2 separate regions of the Homo sapiens genome follow, and region 1 is linked to region 2. A link is a contact called in ENCODE Hi-C or POLR2A ChIA-PET data. All regions are on one chromosome and are shown on one strand. The core of a region is the stretch at or near the end of the contact, and the rest is flanking DNA. Distances in the headings are between cores, read along the strand shown.

The links. A loop is a pair of places that touch in the nucleus more often than their neighbours do. ChIA-PET counts read pairs that join two places held with the same protein, here RNA polymerase II (POLR2A).
Region 1: a loop to region 2 is called in a map of sciatic nerve, with 20 times the contacts of the local background. The contact joins the promoter of RHPN2 here to the promoter of URI1 in region 2. A Hi-C loop is called at or near these places in 1 of 168 maps with a recorded cell type or tissue (sciatic nerve). POLR2A ChIA-PET finds 5 or more read pairs at or near these places in 1 of 52 experiments (MCF 10A).

What each region holds. Positions count from the first base shown.
Region 1 is chr19:33,062,570-33,066,139 of GRCh38, reverse strand. It overlaps RHPN2 (rhophilin Rho GTPase binding protein 2), which reads left to right and starts at 1,252. Exons shown (of 15, transcript NM_033103.5): 1 at 1,252-1,356. The coding sequence starts at 1,288. RefSeq lists enhancers at 218-717, 1,930-2,558 and silencers at 865-1,364, 1,425-1,644.
Region 2 is chr19:29,940,730-29,944,476 of GRCh38, reverse strand. URI1 (URI1 prefoldin like chaperone) reads right to left here and starts at 2,238. Exons shown (of 11, transcript NM_003796.3): 1 at 1,813-2,238. The coding sequence starts at 1,929. RefSeq lists a silencer at 1,713-2,382 and an enhancer at 2,403-2,492.

The DNA.
Region 1 (3,570 bases), core at 3-2,502, 3.1 Mb before region 2:
GACGAGTGAGGATCACTTAAGGTCGGGAGTTCGAGGCCAGCCTTGATATCATGGTGAGACCCCGCATCTATTTAAAAACAAAACAAAACAAAACAAAACAAAAGCTGTAATCCCAGCACTTTGGGAGGCAGGCCGAGGTGGGCAGATCACAAGGTCAGGAGTTCAAGACAAGCCTAGCCAACAAGGTGAAACTGTCTCTACTGAAGATTAGCTGGGTGTGGTGGTGGACGCCTGTAGTCTCAGCTACTCGGGAGGCTGAGGCAGGAGAATCGCTTGAACCCGGGAGGCGGAAGTTGCAGTGAGCCGAGATCGCGCCATTGCACTCCAGCCTGGGCGACAGGGCGAGACTCCGTCTCAAATAAAAAAATAAAAAAAATAAATAAAAAGGCCGGGCGCGTTGGCCCGCGCCTGCAGCCCCTGCTACTTGGGAGGCTGAGGCTGGAGCATCGCTTGATCCTGGGAGGTCGAGGCTGCAAAGAGTCGAGATCGCAACACTGCTCTCCAGCCTGGGCGACAGAGCGAGGTCCCATCTCTTAAAAAAAAGAACTGTGCTCAAGGACATCTGCCGTGTCTGGGGCGCAAAACCCCTCCTGGTCCCCTCTCTCAGGGCAGTCCGCGAGCCCAGCGGATCCCACTCGTCTTTGCAGCGCGGACAGGGAATCGGCTGAGTTGATCCCATGCCAACAAGCCCGAGTAGTCCGGGCAAGGCGCTCGGCGGGGCAGTCAACGCTCCCTCCGCCATGGGCTCCCCTCTTGGGAAAAGCTTTTCCAAACCGCCGGGCCCAGGGCCCAGAGCTCCCGCCGCGCCCTCGACGTGGCGTCGAGTCTGGCCCCTTCCCCCGCGGCGCACGGGCTTCACCCAGGAGGGACGCGCCTGGATCCACGCCTTCCTCACTGACTCCCCGGGCTCCAGGGCAGGGTGCAGGTCCACAGCCAGGGCTTCGCTGCGGCCCCTGAGACCCCAGTGCCTTTCCTGCGCTCTCGCGGCACTCGCAAAGTTGAGTCAGCCACGACGCCCACAGACAACCCCGAGGCGCCGCGCCCAGGGCGCAGCTCTCCGGGTGACGAGCGCCTCAAGGGGCGCGGGTTCGGGGCCCGCGACGGGGCGGGGCGCGTCTCCAGGGCTCCAGTGCTCGGCCTCAGGCGGGGCTAGAAGGGCCGCGGGACGGGGTGGGAGTGGAGGGGCGGGGAAGGGCGGGGACAGGGGCGGGGCCGCACGTCCTCTCGGGCCAGCCTCAGCCGCCGCGCCTCAGTCCGCCGTCCGCCCTCCGCGCCCGCGCCGCTAGCATGACCGACGCGCTGTTGCCCGCGGCCCCCCAGCCGCTGGAGAAGGAGAACGACGGCTACTTTCGGAAGGTGGGCGGCTTCGGGCGGGCGGGCGGGGACCTGCGGGCTCCAGACCTCCTTTCCCCCGGGCCCTGCAGGGGCCGTGGGAGCGCGCAGTCGGGGTCCACTAGGCCGGGAGGGGGAGGGGGCGCACTGGGCCGGCGCTGGCCGGACGGAGGCTGGCGGGGAGGAGTGGGGGCGGCGATGTCCCCGGCGTCCCGGGCAGGTGGCATCCGGGACTGGGCGGGGAGTAGGGGAGGCGCATGTGGCCGCTCCGCGCAGGTGCGGGCGGAGGACCTGGAGGGGTGCTTGGGTCTCCCCCCTCCCACCCCCCGCCACCCCTCGCTTGCGATCCCTGGTGCCTGGGGAAAGGACCCGTTCCTGGCTGCGCTGGCGCCCTTGGCCTCTGGGCGCGTTGCAAGAGCGCTTGGTGGGAGCGCGGGTGGAGACAGACCATCCCAGGCGTGTTGGCGGTCTCATATTTATTTTAGGCGCTCTGTCGCCCAGGCTGGAGTAGAGTGGCGCGATTATAGCTCACTGCAGCCTCGACTTCCTGGCCTCCAGCGATCCTCCCGCCCCAGCCTCCCGAGTAACTGGGACTGCAGGCGCGCCACCTCGCCACGCTAATTTTTTGTAGAACTGGGGTATCGCTGTGTTGCCCAGACTGGTCGCGAACTCTTGGGCTCAAGGGATCCTCCCGCCCCGGTCTCTCAAAGTGCTGGGATTACAGGCGTGAGCCACTGCGCCCGGCCGGCGGTCTCTTTTTGCCTCCAAAATGCTTCCAAAGTCCGCCTGTGGGACTTTTCAGGGAGCAGGGGAGAGCTGCTGGTGGGAGGGAGCCTCCGGCGTTGCACCCTCCTCCGCTCCGGGTCGTCCAGGAGGGCGTGAGCACCGCAGGTGAGGCCCACGGTCTTGTGCGTCTCACTGTGTGCCAAAGCGGATTTGTCTTGTTGTCCGGGAGACTTGGCGGGGGCTGGCGGCGGGCGGCGGGCGGCGGGCGGCGGGTGGCGGGTGCCGGCCTCGCAGGTTCTTGGCATGTCCAGGAGCTCTTGGGCCCAGAAGATAACAGTCAGGGAGCTCAGTCCCTCAAAAGCGACCCCAGCCTGTGGAGCAGGGGCCCTGGGATACCCGCAGGCGGCAGGGCCTGGGCTACAAAGATGCTTTGGAGCCGGGAGTCATGGTGATGCCTTCCAAGCCTTCCTCCCTCTAGGTCCTGAGCAAGTCTAAAAATAGCTTTTGGCCCTTGGCCAGGGATCACTGAGAGGGTGGAGAGATTGTTGTTGATTTTCGTTTTTATAATAGATACGACAGTGCATAATTATAAATAGGGAAGTGAAACTTTCCCATAAACGAATCAATTCTTAATTGTTCAAAGCCTTAGGATCCAGTTCTTAAATGGTCTTGGCATCTTCCTCCTTCTCCCAGGTGACACAGAGAGACTGTGGGCTTTGCTCACTGGTGAGGAGCCCTGGGCAGGACAGTGTGGGGCAGAGTGGGAAAACTTCTTTTTTGTGAAGTTGCTTTTAGCATTAAAAAAAAAAAAAGTAGTTTTGAGGTATATTTAAGTTTAAAGATGTCATCATGGAATTACAGGATTATAACTTCTAATTATGTGTGGCGTTTGGGACAGAGGATCACAGGCCATGGAATTGCAGGAGGAGGCCTGGCCTGGGAATTCCTATGTCTGTCCTCGGGCCCCGGGGCCTGACTGCCACTCCCACAAAATTGCTGTGTGGCCTCCCGCAAGTTGCTGCCTCTTTCTGGGACATTTCCTCCCCAGATTGTTCTCTGAGCAGGTGTAGCTCTGGAACTCCAGCAGCACCTGGGGGAAAATGGCAGCAAGAGAAGCACACCTGTGAGGGGTGGTCCCAAGCCTCCCAGAACACATTTTCCTGTGGGAGCCCTCCGTGTCTGTGAGCCCAGGGGAGGACTTCTTGCTCCGCACTGGGAAAGAGTGGATGGCAAGAGAGCTAGGAAAGGTGCACAGTTGGGTGTTTTTCATTTATTAATTATTATTATTATTATTATTATTATTATTATTATTATGAAACAGAGTCTCACTCTGTCGCTCAGGCTGGAGTGCAGTGGTGTGATTTCGGCTCACTGCAACCTCTGCCTCCGGGGTTCAAGCAGTTCTGCCTCAGCCTCCGAAGTAGCTGGGATTACAGGCGCCTGCCACCACACCTGGCTAATTTTTTGTATTTTTAGTAGAAACGGGGTTTCACCGTGTTGCCCAGGCTAGTC
Region 2 (3,747 bases), core at 989-3,488:
TTTTTAATATGCCAAATGGCAGAAAACATATCAAGTCAGCATTATGCACGTATTATACACTGAAGGAGGTGAAATTAACCCACTGCAGCAGAGGAAAGGCAATAGAAACACCATCCTCTGAGGGTCTGTGTCACATTCTCTGAAAGAATAAAAAATGCCAAGTTTTGGCAAAAGGAGTAAGATTTCATGAGGGGCTGTTTTTTCTTTCTTCTTTTTCTATCTTTCTCTTTTAAAAAAATACATTAATGTCTTCTAATTTAAAGACGCCAAACTAGTTAAGTTTTATATATATATATATATATATATATATATATATATATATATATATATATATATGAATGACAGGGTCTCACTCTGTCGCCCAGGGTGAAGTGCAGTTGCATGACCATGGCCCACTGCAGCCTCAAACGCCTGAGCTCAAGTGATCCTCTCACCTCAGCCTCCCAAGTACGTGGGACTACAAGCGTGCACCACCATGGCCCGGCTAATTTTTTGTATTTTTTTGTATAGACGGAGGTCTCCCTGTGTTGCCCAGGCTGATCTCGAACTCCTTGGCTTCAAGCAATTCCACGACCTTGACATCCCAAGCAGCTGGGATTACAGGTTTGAGTCACCACCCTAGCCACTGGATTTTTAAACCTTCATCTTGAAAACATGGCTTCCAAACCTAACAGTTGCGTTATTAGAGAAAAATGGCTGAGAAATGAAAATCCAACCCACAAAATAATTTAAACCAACCAGAACAAAGAAAGATTCCCGCAGTTCATCCCAACAGGTGGTTTCCAAGCAAACGAGGGTTTTTTAAGTTCTATCAAAACCCCCATCTAGTAGAACTGAGTATATTTTTGTATCTATGTAAACAGTCGTTCTTATACAGGAATGTTCAATTAAAAAGTTAAGAACTTTTAAACTGCTTATAGTGTTGAAGCAACTTCCTAACCCTTTATAATCCATGCTCTTCCAAACATGACATAAAATATTTTAAGCAAATTAAATACTGCTTTTCAAAGTAACAATTTCAAGACACTTGAGGGGACAGAATCAATCTGAAAGACCACAGAATCCACAGAAAAATCAGATTTAACAATAAAACTATTTCTTAAATTGGGAATACTTCTTTATATAAAGTCCCACTAGGAAACACAAAACTTTGTACCCTTTTCACCAGTAGTTTAAAACTCATTTATTATACGATGAAATTAAAATTTGTAAAAATGAGCCGGGTGCGGTGACTCAGGCCTATAATCCCAACACTTTGGGAGGCGAGGTGGGGAAGGGTAGGAGGGGGAGGATCGCTTGAGGCCAGAAGTTCGAGATTAGCCTGGGCAACATAGTGAGACTCTCTTTTTTTTTTAATGTTTAAATGGCATTATATTGTGACAAATATTAAATAACCAAATATTGCACAGGAAGCATTATCATGACAAACGCGGTAAAACTTTTCCGTGCAATCAAAGAGCAACAAACAGTACACATTTTAAGCAATGTTTAGGTCATTACAAGCTACAAATATTAAGGCGAACGCTTCCGTTGACAGCGTGCTGCCCCCGCCCCCAAATTCCCACGCGCTGCCGCACGCCTTCAGCTCAGAAGCCCCCTTTCCTGGGCAGGCGAACGGGCTGCACACCCCTCACTCCGCTGCGAAGTCAAAGGGCTGCAGACAAAGACAACAGAAGCACGTGACAAAAGTTTATCCCCGTTCCCTCCGGGGGCCCGGGCAGCTGGGCCTAGGCCACGCGGGGCGGCGGCCCAGAGCACAGGCAGGGGCAGCCCGGCGGGCGGAGGCGGAAGCGGCGCGGGGCTGCTAGTTACCTTTTCCTGCTCCTCGCGCAGCCGCGCCACATCCGGGGCGCGCAACGGAACCAGGGCAGGGGCCGGGGCCGAAGGGGGCGAGGGGTCGGGGGGCGTCTCCACGGTGGGCGCCTCCATGACGGGCCCGCGGGCCTCAGCGCGGCGTGTGAGTCCTGAACCAGCGCCTGCGCAGGCGGCGCGGCCGGCAGTTGCCCAGCGCCCGCGCGCCCGCCCTCAGGCACCGCGCGCCCCGCGCCCAGGAGGCCGCGCCCGCCGCCGCCGCTGCTGTTCGCGTCCGCGCCGCCCGCTGCCGCATCTCACACGTGCATGTCCCCGCCGCCGCCGCCCCGCAGCGGGCTCCGAGTAGCAGGCCGCCTGCCAGGTACCGAGACGCCTCTCCGGTGCGGGCCCAGCCAGGCGTCGCGTGGCGGCCGCGCCTCCCCACACGCCCCGCCTCTCGCGGCACGCCGGAAGCAAGCGCGCAGGCCCCGCCCCCGACACGCCCAGCTCGCGCAGGCCCCGCCCCCAGGGGAGTGCGCTTGATGCGAACCGCGTGGCTGGGGCTGGCGGTGTCCGCGCTGGGCTGCGTTTGTATCCCTCTGGAAGCTTACATTTTATGCCGATATTTCTTTCTTTTTTTTTTTTTGAGATTACGTATATGAAAGCACTAAATATAGGCTTTGGAACCTTAAAAAAAAAAAGCTTACATTCTATAGAAGCTCCACGCCCAGGAAACGCTCGGCAACAAGAGCCGCGTGTCGCCTTGAGTGCCCCATCTCCCTCCCCGTCGTTTGGCGCTGCATCTGTATCTAGGAGCTTAATTCATGTACTAGAGCTGTTTCATAAGCACATTTAATTTTAGCAAATTCAACTCTTTCTGTGCCTTTTTAGTGAGTTGAAATATACAATTATATTTTGCATGTTCATTAATTACTGTACACATTGTATTTTCTCTTATATAAATTAAGCTACTGTACTAATTTTAATATGCTGCTATGAATGGACTAAGAAATTTTCCAAGGATAACTTTGCCCCCACTTTTCTTTTTTTTTTTTTTTTTTTTAAGAGACTGAGTCTTGGTCTGTCGCCCGGGCTGGAGTGCAGTAGTGCCATCATTTCTCACTGCAGCCTCAAACTCCTAGACTCAAGCGATCTTCCCACCTCAGCCTCAGGAGTAGCTGGGACCACTGGCCCGCACCAACACATCCTGTTAATTTTTCTATTTTTTGTAGAGGCGGGGTCTCCCTATGTTGCCCAGGCTGGTCTTGACATTAAGCGAGCCTCCTGTCTTAGCTAACCTCCTGTCTTGGATTCCCTGAAGTGCTAGGATTACAGGTGTGAGCTACCACACCTGGCCGTTCCAATTATTTTAGAACTCCTGTGCCCACTTCCTCCTACAGCCCTTTGTACAGCCTCCTATTAACCTAACTGCGTGAAAGTGGCCTTGCCTTATCTGCTGCAGTCGCTAGCAGTAAAGATGGGTCGTGTTCGTTCCACATCATACAGACAAGTCTAGGCAGAGAGATGCCTGCAGAGTCACAGCCTGGTGTGCCTGCTTGCTCTGCTTCTCTTCCCTCACTCCTGCCCAGCTCCCAAGTCCAGATCCACCCTTTTTTTCCTTTTTATGGCTTCAAAGGAAGAAAGCAAGGACAACTTGGGAAAAGATAAATGTTCATTCCTGTCTTTTCCTCACTGCATATCCAACCATCATCACCTCTGGAACAGCCAGGACCTGACCATTGTTACCATCTCTTCTACCACCACCATCCTCTCTCCATCCCCAGCCACCTCAGCAACCATTGATCTGGCCTTGCTGCCCCTACTCTTGTCCCTTGTAATGGAGATCGGCTGCTGCCCACCCCACTTCCCCTCGTTTAGGGGCTTAACCCGCGACCACATAGTCCTGTGCCTGTAGGAAGCTGACCCACCCCCTAGCTCCAGGCAAAGGGGGTGATG